Regions from separate parts of the Homo sapiens genome. Here region 2 is linked to region 1. The links are chromatin contacts, found by Hi-C or POLR2A ChIA-PET in ENCODE. All regions are on one chromosome and are shown on one strand. Each heading gives the region's core, a stretch centred on a gene start or an enhancer-like site at or near the end of the contact. The rest is flanking DNA. Distances are from core to core; before and after follow the strand shown.

Region 1 (5,091 bases), core at 942-3,441:
AAGTTAACTTTCTATTTAGAGCACTGAAGTTGATAAGAGTTCTACAATTATACCTTGATTTTGATACTACACTTATAGAAGTTATGATGACTACATTGTTCAACAATTTGGGCCTATGATTTATATAGTTCATGTTAACCATTTTTTTACATATAACCTTGGAAAGCCTGAATAAAGTGCACCCTAGAAGTTCTATAGAAATATATATATATATATATATATATAGCATTAAAATAATAGAAAAGAGGTGGAGACTCAAATGAACAACTACCCATTTCTTCATAACTAACATCTTTAGTAAGATTTTCATAAATTTTTACAAAACTATTTTGAAAAGCATGAGTTTTGCAATGCAATTTGGAGGTCAACAATGTCTTTATCAATGTGTTTTTTTGGTACAATGATATTTACCAACAGTATATGGGGGAAATTTTATTTCCAACATTCTTACAGGTTTTATTTTACTTCCTTTCTGTCCTTTTTTCTTTTCCTCTCTCTTTCTTTAAAAAAAAGTGGTCTACCCAAAGCAAAGTCCAGTGCATTTATAAATTCTAAGAGGCAAAAAAACCATTATTATTTAATTTAATATTCATTGTTTAGCTGGAAGCAATTTCAAGCCCAGTTGAGGTAATAGTTTTTAATACTTCACAGCACATTGAGACTTACATAATTTTAAAAACTGCTGCATGCTGATGTCCACTGATGTCTTAGACTATAATTTTATAACTTTGAATGATATAAAGGTTTACAGTTGCTATTTTTTTGCATATTGCCTATCAGAGGCTTGATTAGGAATGTGATATGAATCTGTCTAATGGAGCAGGAACTATCTGTATGGGGTTAAGCTTTTAACCCAAAAATGTTTACTGAGCACCAATTATGCACAAGTAATTTGAAGTATTGGCCTTGTCTCTGAAAGGTGCTAACAGATAAACAACATCATTCTTCCATTTAGGCCGTAATTCTGTTCAGAAATTAAAGAGCAAAGGTTGTGAATGTCAGTTTTTCTTTCTTTCCTAAAAATCAATAGGTAATTACACTGACCCAAAAGGCAAAATGAATTCACTCTGTGAGTTTACCATTCATAGGACAGGACTTCACATTTACATGCCCATTTAAACATGCCCTGCTACAGTCACTTCTGAACATGTAAGAAGAGCTTCTTTGACATTCTGAAAAAATATTAACTCTAAAAGTTAGAGAGTAAACAATTTTAAGTGTTCAAATAGTACCTTCAAAAAATGATAAATAATTTCAATTTCTCTTTCAGGTAATAACATTGAGATATTGAGGTTCACTGGGAAAAATATTTTTGTTGGCACTTGGCACTTGGAATGCTTATAACATCACATCTTTAGTGGTATTACTTCAGCTATACCCTGTCTCATTGTTTATACAGATAGTGATGCATTTTGGTTAAGAATCTTAATAACAATAATCCTTTATATTTGTACAGTCTTTTTCAGTTCCAGGGCAGTTTAGATTTACCATCATATTAAATTCTTGCAAGGACTCTGTGAGATGACTGTAAGATTATTATTCTCATTGTGCCGTTGGGAAAACTGAAGCTCACAGAGTCCAAAGGCTATGAAGCATGGACTGGAAGCTGCCTGTCTGGGTTCAAATTCTGGCTCCATAGCTTGCCAAATATGTATAATTTGGAGCAAGTTACTTAACTTCTTTTGTATCAGTGTCCTCATCAGAAAATGAGGGTAATAACAGCACCTACCTTACTGGATTGTTATGACAGCTTAGGTTAATGTATGTTAAATACTTAACAGCAGTACCTGGCATATGGTAAATGCTACATGCATTTCAGAAATTGAGCCCAGATTTCTGACTGCATGTCTAGTGTTCCTTTCATTACAATAGTGTTTCAATTATGTCTTGTTACACCACTTCATGTGGTGGTTGACAGGGTACTGAACTAGAGGCAAAAGTACTACTACAGAAGCATATTCTGATGTTGTAGCTTCTACATTTTCCTGAATTAAAAACAATTAGGTAGTAATAATGTTCATGTAAACTATTTAGTAATCCTTCATGTGTACCAGGCTGGGTATCAAGCAAATAACGCATCTTTTACATGTATTATTCTATTCAATCCTCACAGCAGACCTGTTCATCTCCACTTGCAAACAAGGAACTGGAGTCACCAAGAGGTTAAGTTGTGCAGCGAGTCAGAGCATAGTGATAGGCATCAAAAGGGAGTTTCACGTCTGACTTAATATTGGTATCTGTGGAATGAAACAGGAATGTGCTTAATCATATCAAGCGATCTGATACTCAAACCTTTGTCTTCACCAGGGGTCACTGTCCTGGCAGTTACAGCATATTGCAAAACTGAAATCAAAGCTAAAGGCCTTAGAAATTTTTAATCTAAGCAAGAGCTGATTGTGTTTTAGTGGTGGATATCCAGTATAGTTTCCAACAATTGCAAATTGAAAGTAAAGGGAAAGTAAGCTAACAGACTCCTTAAAGTATCCACAGTCTTGGATAAAGCTTTTTTCTTCCAAATCTGCAATTATTCTTTTAAGGATTCAATTTAATTTATTATTTAAATTATTTTTAACATATATTATTTTAAAACTAAATTACATACAAATTTTCTTTTCCCTAATCTAAAGTTAAAATAAATCACTTTGTAATAATAACTGTGTAGAATTATATGAAAACATCATGTCTGTATTTTCAGTGCCTTAAGACACTTGGAATCTTTGGAGAATCTCACGTTCTAATTTTATTGGATTAGATATGCATGGCTTGGTGGCCTCAGAGGACAAGACTTAGGAGTAGCCCCAAAACATAGTCATCAGAAAAAAGAAAGAAAGTGGGGATTATTCTTTTAAGCAATTTAACCCAAAATCCAGGTTCCATGTTGTTCCGGCTTCAGAGTGAAATTTTTGTTCTCATCTAATTTTAAAGTTATACAACAACAGGAATGCTGTTAAGAAAACTCTGAGCATGAACCAAACCCGAGTGACAATACAGAACCCTGTTTTTATAGATGTTTGCCCCTAAAATAATAAAGTATAAAATATAAACTGACAAAATGGAATGCCCAGTCAAATAATATGATGTGACTTTGCATACATTTTATATCTCCTTACATGTCCAAAGGAGACATATTTTGTCAACATACAAATTCTGAGTGGCCTAGGAGGCAAGCCTATTCACAGTAATCCTCCTGGGAAAATAAGAAAGGAAGAGTAAGTACTAACTTTAGTATTAATTAGTTTTTGTGACACCATGGAACTTCCAACTTACAGGCTGGTAGGGATAGGGCACTCTGTCTCTATAGCATTGCAAAAACTGCTTTTCCTTCCATTTCTGCTTCAGATCACATGTTCTGGCTCAGCAGGGGCTAACGAGATGGAGGGAGCAGAATCTCTGTCTCTCCCTCTCAGATATTCTGATAAAGCCCTACTCCTGTCAGTTGGAGATCAGGTGTGGAGTTTCTGTTGGGTAATAATTTCCAATTTTAGTTATCTAGAGTTTAATAGCTATTGTTTTAAGTTATTGTTTTAAAGAAATAAAAATCACTGGTATATTTTAAAGCATCTTAATTAGTAGCCATGTATTATTTTCAATAGCTGATAAACAATTAGGCTTTAAACATTAAACATCAAATCATTAAGAAATTCAGTTGAAGTAATCAGAACTAATATTGATGAAGAGGAGTATGACTGACTAGGAGGGCATTCATTTTTCCCCCAAAATCACACTGGGTAAATATGGTAACAGATGAATAAGGCCACACACAAACATCAACTTAGTCACTGTATAAGCATGCCATTTAAAGTGATTTTTAAGCTGACCATCACCTAATTTGGGTAACTACATTTCTAGGTTCTACCTGGACTCCTCTGATGTGTGTGCCAAGACAGACAACACTTTCATAAGCACATTATAGACTCAAACAAACAGAAGTGACAAAATGTGCAGAAGGACATTGTAAATTATTCTACAGGGGACAGCTTCATGTCTAGATAATTGTTTTCCTCCTTCTTAGTATTTGTTGCTAATCATGAGAATAATTGTCCAATTCACCTACTGTGTCTTCTCACAATTACTATTCAATGCATTTTTCAGATATTTTAAGACGTTCTCAAAACTGTGGAGCAAATCATACAAATGGGGTAATACACATGAAAACAGGTACTTCCCTTGCCCCGCTCATACATTTGATCTCTTCTTTCCTGGCTGCTTGCAGATTGAGTTCACAGAAACATATGGGGATAAAGGAAGAAGGCTGATTTTTAAAGAAGCAGATTAGAACCCTTCCCACGCTTGGATGTCATCCTCCTCAAAGTAGATTAATGTTCTCTACTCCATTTCTGTTTTCTTCTCTCTGGTTTTACTGTATTTTTTTTTCTTTTATTGCATTGGCAAAATCTGCAAAATTAAAAACTTGTCCTTTAAGGGTAAACATACACAGAGAGTCTTTTTCATCTGCTTAAGTTCTAAGTCAGCAGAATTTAATTTCCCTGAGCAAAATAGTTCCCTGACTGTGTCTTGTTAATTACTAAAGTGTTCCTTCCCTAAATTTGTTTTCATTCTTGTATCTCCTTTGAGTTTCTCTCAGGAAGAAGTACCCAATCAATCTCAGGGTCAGTGGCTGGGGGTGCCATGGCCTTGCACCTAATGCTGTTTCCATATCTATTGAACCCTCGTTTTGACAGGACGTTGGCTACCGAGTTCTCCTTTTGCATCTCTTTCCTCTCTTCTCCTGGGTCCACATCCTCCAATCACAATGACCCCCATCAGTTTCAAAGGTTCCATGATCCTTTGCCTTTCTGACATTATGATTTCCTCTGTTAAGTAATTTTTTTCTTTTGTAGCATTTTTTACAATTTGAAATTGTGTATTTACTTTGTGATTATTTGCTTAATGTTCATTTCCCTCACCAGACTAAGCTCCATGAGGTGGGGGCTTGATCTATATCATACATGTTTGTAATACCATGCTTTGCATAGCCAGGCACAGAATAGGCTCTCAGTATCCTGGGAATGAATACAAGCATGTCCAGAATTCTTTACCAATCATAACAAAGTGCCAGTGTCACACAATTTGCATTTACATAAAACAATC
Region 2 (5,091 bases), core at 1,670-4,169, 360 kb before region 1:
GTGGGGTTTCACCATATTGGTCAGGCTTGTCTTGAACTCCTGACATCAGGTGATCTACCTGTCTCAGCCTCCCAAAGTGCTGGGATTATAGGCGTGAGCCACCTCATCCAGCCAATGATTAGAATTCTTATATCCCTTTGATGAATTGGCCTCTTTATTATTATGAAATAACCATTATTCCTGGTAGTAATCTTTGCCCTTATATCTGCTTTGCCTAATACTGACACTCCAGAAGTTTTTTAAAAATTGGTGTTAGAGTATGTATATATTTTTCCATTCTTTTATGATTAACTTTTTTGTTGCTTTTACATTTAAAGTTGATTTTCTGTATGCAGAATTTAGTTGGTCTTGCTTTTTCATCTAATGTAATGCTCAGTGAGTTTTATTTGGGGTATTTACATTAAATGTGAGTATTGCTATAATTAGTATTAAGTATATCATTTTGTTGTGTTCTATTTGTCTGATTTCCTTTTTTTCTATTTTTAATGGCTTCTTTCAGATTAACTGAGTAATTTTTATGATTCCGTTTTTTAAAATGTTGTGGCTTATTAGCAATAACTGATTTAATTTTAGTATTTTAATAGCATTAGTGGTATTTTAGTGGCATTTTTAGTATTTTAATATTAGTGTTATTTTAGTATTTTAGTGGTTGCCTTAGGGTTTATAATATCACTCAGTTGTTACAGTCTTTATTTCTAAGGTACAATCATTGGTGATACTCTTTTTTTCCTCTCTTTTTGTTTATCCATATTATACTGTAATAGTGCTAGAACTCCTTCAAGTTGAAAGTTTACCGTGAAACATGATCCTGTTACCTCTGTAACTGGGAACTAAGTATTAATACACATGGGAAACTAGAGAGAAAGAAAAGATCTTATAAGTGGAACCATGGATGATACAACTAACATCACAGTCAAGCCTCCACATCAGACCCTTGAATACTAGTCAGGACACAGACCTATAACTGTTAATTTGTCATCTACATACGATATTAAACCAGCATTTCTTAAATCCTGTTTTCATTGATCCTGACTCTTCACCTCTGCCTGGTTCCCTGTTGCTGCAGGTTTTCTCTTGCTCCTTATCTTCCTCTTGTCTTGCTCTTGTTCTCTCTGTTTCTACTTCTCCGGCTGCTGTCAACTAGAAGATTCTTTTTATGTGCCTATAAAAATCCAATTTTAAAAGAGAGAGGATCAGACGGGCATGGTGGCTCACACCTGTAATCCCGGCATTTTGGGAGGCCGAGGAGGGTGGATCACTTGAGGTCAGGAGCTCGGAGACCAACCTGGCCAATATGGTAAAACCTCATCTTTACTACAAATACAAAAATTAGCCAGGTGTGGTGGCAGGCACCTGTAATCCCAGCTACTCAGGAGGCTGAAGCAGGAGAATTGCTTGAACCCAGGAGGTGGAGGCTGCAGTGAGCTGAGATCATGCCGCTGCACTCCAGCCTGGGCGACAGAGTGAGACTCCACCTCAAAAAAAATAAAAAAGAAAGAAAAAAGGAAATAGAGAGAATCTGTTTGGCTTCATTAACCATTATCCTGAATAGAGGGCCTCTTTTAGGCAGGTATTTCAGGCTCAGCCAGCTCATTGGCTGGCGCCATTCCTGTTCCAGTCAGCCATGGCCAGTGGATAGAAACACACACTACAGAACATGGCAGCCACGCTGAGGAAGTACCTTTCACCATGTGGTAGACACTCAGAGACTGCTCTGAAAAGGTCAGTGTTGTAATTAGTGAAAAAGGAAGGGAGGAAAGGACGAAGGGAGGGAGAGAGGGAGTGAGAAAGGGAAGGAGGAAAAAGAAATGAAGGAAGAGAGGGCCAATCTATTATATATTTTCAGAGAGTTCTCATGATTAGAAGTTTTCTCTTATATTGAGCTGAATTCTACCATTATGTAACTTCCACCTCAATTTTGTTTTGTCCTTTTGTACCTCATCCTAGTTCTGTTTTCTTCAAATGTTTGAGGACAGCTATTTACTTCCATCTCTTTCAACCACGCCCCATATGATAAAAGCTTTTAACTTCTCTTTAACTTGGCCACTCTCTTCTATGAGAGTGAGGAGTGAGGTCCAGTTTGATCATACACTCTTGAACACTCTTAAAACGTGGCTCCCCAAAATAAATACGATAGCCCAGATGTGATCTACCTACCTATAATTACAGATTACCTAAACCTTTTCACCAGCCAAGTGAGACTTCTGGTTTCTGTTGAAATGCTCTCCAGACAGGTCTCTCTCATCTGTTGTTCATACAATGGATGTATTGTAATGTGGATGCAAGAAATTTATATTTGCATCTATTAAATTTACCAACCATGTCTTCATAACAGTTATTAGTGTGCTCCCTTTTACAAGTACTTTCACAGACATTATCTCATTTAATCCTCCCAACATGTTGATTTTAGACCATAGCTGCTACTTGGTCTATATGATCACTCCTAGTTGAAGTCTTTCCTGTATTCACCATTAACACTGGAGTCTTCAGCATAATTAAAGTACTGAAGAAAAGTGAACTAAATGTCCCCTTTTGGCATTAAATAACAAACTGTGTACAGCAATGTACTAGGCAAGGCAGGATGCACAGTATTGTGGAAGAGGGTCACTGTATGAACTGAAATTATTGTTGAATAGAGAGAACACAGAATAAGAGCTAATGGGAGATGTTTCTGTGCATTGCTTAACAGCATATATGTCAATGGAACAATATTTTCTACAAAATATATGTTAAACAATCTCTTCTTTCTCTGCACTTAGAATGGTTGTCAAATGCAGTGGTGGGACTTTCCTCAGAGGTTTGTGTAGTCATGGATCAAATATAACACATGTATTTGAGAAAACTCTTGTAATTCTGCACTTTCATACTAGTCTTTTCAAGTTCTGTTCCCACATATTGATTCTTTCTCACTATGGAAATATGAAAGCTTTGTGGTTCAAGGTGGTGCTCTCTAATCATTGGGCTGCTGCCTGGTCTGCATGACTATCCTGAGAGTCACTCTGTCGGTAGCCTTGTTCATTCAATTACTATCATCTCCACCTCATTCCATTGCTTCTACTCCCTATATAAGGAGAGTAGGCTGTCTTGTTTCTTTCTTTGTCATATTTTCCCTGTCTTCGGTCATAGATGAAATGCAGGATTGTTTTTTTTTCCTTTACAATAATCTGTACTGCACACCTATAGAATACAGATACCAATCTATTATTAAAATTCATTGCCAAGTATTCAATTTTGAACAGAACTTTCTCCTGTTGACTATCTTAGTAGCTAAAAAAAAAAATTATCAGATTTAAATCCAGTAACTGGTATGATACTTATGATACATCTTCTATTTGTTTAAGCAGCATAACCTAATGTCAAGTAAAAAGAAAAGTATAGCTGGTTTTTGGGAAAATCATAAATAATTTTTAAAATTTAGTCTATAAATTTTTTAAGAAGTATATATATTCTTTTGGAAATCATTTAGAAACCCTTGTATCTCCTAATAAGTTAAGTGAGATTATGTGTGGGTCAAGACAGTCTGAAAAGGGCGTATGTGTGAATATATGTGTATCTATGATTGCATATGTGTCTCTGGGGAGGAGTGTGTCTGTGTGTGTGGAGTGTGTGTCTATGTATCTGGGTGCCTGTGGATGTGGAGAGGACAGAGCATGGGGAAAAACCATACTCCTACAAATTCGTCCCCTCCATTTGGTATCAGTTCAACATGATAAATGCAAAGATGAAAAGAATATGGAGAATGTCTTGTTAATGGTAACACCTGGTTCAGGAAGAAAACATGGAGCCAAAAGCCTTTATTCCTAATTCCTCTTTCCCGCAGCTGCCAGTTGGGTGTGTCTTGCTAATAGTTTTAGTACATTTCATGAGTGCATAACAAAGTGTAATTTTTTAAAGTAGAAAAGCAGTTGCTGGTGAGTCTACTGAAATGGTTTATTTTACAACTATTTCTACATTCAGGAACTTATATAAATATTTAATCCAACCACTACATATTTGCTTGCTTCCTCAACCACATTCCTTTACACATGGGTAGACCCTGGCTCTGCATGCCAGCCAATAAGCATAATTTATCTCATTTGTTCTGCATCACTACTCTTTACAATAGGTGTCTTGCCTCCATTGACCACTGTAGAAAGGAAACTCGATAGTTAAGGAATTTGCTCTAGGCCATTCAGCTAGGAAGTTGTTGAATCTGATACAGATTCATTAGCCTGCACAGCCCATAATTTCCCACTCCTGTAGTGCTTCTCCAGTCTCTCTTTGATCCTTTCTTTCCTATTCTCTTTACCCTTTGACTGATAAACTTGATGACTTGAACTATATGTTGATTCCTGATAACAATTTTAATATGTAGCATTTAATGGTCAATATTTTCAACAAAATGGAAGGATTATTAGTAAAACTTGGGTTCAAATTCTTCCTCCCCTGAGCCCAGAGACGAATGAGTGAATCTTCCTTCTATTTCAGAAGAAGCTCTCAAACAATCACTTAGCTAACTTGTCTGTTGCAGCTCTGCAGAAGAACAACTCCATGTCTGTATCAAGTTTGTTAATCCTGTGTTAGGCAGGACTCTGCCTGTTGTTTGGATATATTCCACCTTCAGATGCTCCATGTTGAGGCCCATGTTTTTGCATTATCTAAATAGCATTAAGAGAAGAATCACTAAGCCATCTCCAGAGTCCTATCTGAGAAGAGTTGAGAAATGGTGGTACTCTCTGGGTCACTATAGGTGTTCCTAATCTATGCTTTTATCTTGGCTTCTCTAGCAATCTGAAGAAGATCTCTAGCTTCATTCATAGCTTGGTGATGGTATTCATGAATAGGAATGCTTGTTGCATTTAAATTTAATTTAAAACCATTGTATTGTGATGCTGATAAAACACTGAACAAGATTAGTATCCTGGATAACATTGGGTTTACTATGCTTTGGTAAATGGATAATAATTGGGTTGCTTGTAGCCTTTTTTTTTTTTTTTTGAGACAGTGTCTTGCTCTGTTGCCCAGACTGAAGTGCAATGGTGTGATCTCAGCTCACTGCAACCTCTGCCTCCCAGGTTCAAGAGATTCTCCCACTTCAGCCTCCTGAGTAGC

What was found. A loop is a pair of places that touch in the nucleus more often than their neighbours do. ChIA-PET counts read pairs that join two places held with the same protein, here RNA polymerase II (POLR2A). Pooled maps may share reads with other maps.
Region 2: a map of PC-3 shows a loop between it and region 1 (2.4-fold over the local background). The contact joins two enhancer-like sites. A Hi-C loop is called at or near these places in 2 of 168 maps with a recorded cell type or tissue (PC-3 and PC-9) and 2 of 50 pooled maps. POLR2A ChIA-PET finds 5 or more read pairs at or near these places in 2 of 52 experiments (AG04450 and PC-9).

The regions. Positions count from the first base shown.
Region 1 is chr5:58,186,205-58,191,295 of GRCh38, forward strand. It overlaps LOC105378983 (a long non-coding RNA gene), which reads right to left. Exons shown (of 4, transcript XR_948350.2): 4 at 501-2,237. Among named protein-coding and RNA genes, the nearest start is that of LINC02101, 66 kb to the left of the region's middle. Within about 2 kb of position 2,192, at least 5 of the 41 ENCODE cell types and tissues checked have a DNase peak (open chromatin) inside an H3K27ac peak, as active enhancers do; they include PC-3 and PC-9, where a contact is called at or near this core.
Region 2 is chr5:57,821,237-57,826,327 of GRCh38, forward strand. No RefSeq gene overlaps it. Among named protein-coding and RNA genes, the nearest start is that of LINC02225, 75 kb to the right of the region's middle. Within about 2 kb of position 2,920, at least 4 of the 41 ENCODE cell types and tissues checked have a DNase peak (open chromatin) inside an H3K27ac peak, as active enhancers do; they include PC-3 and PC-9, where a contact is called at or near this core.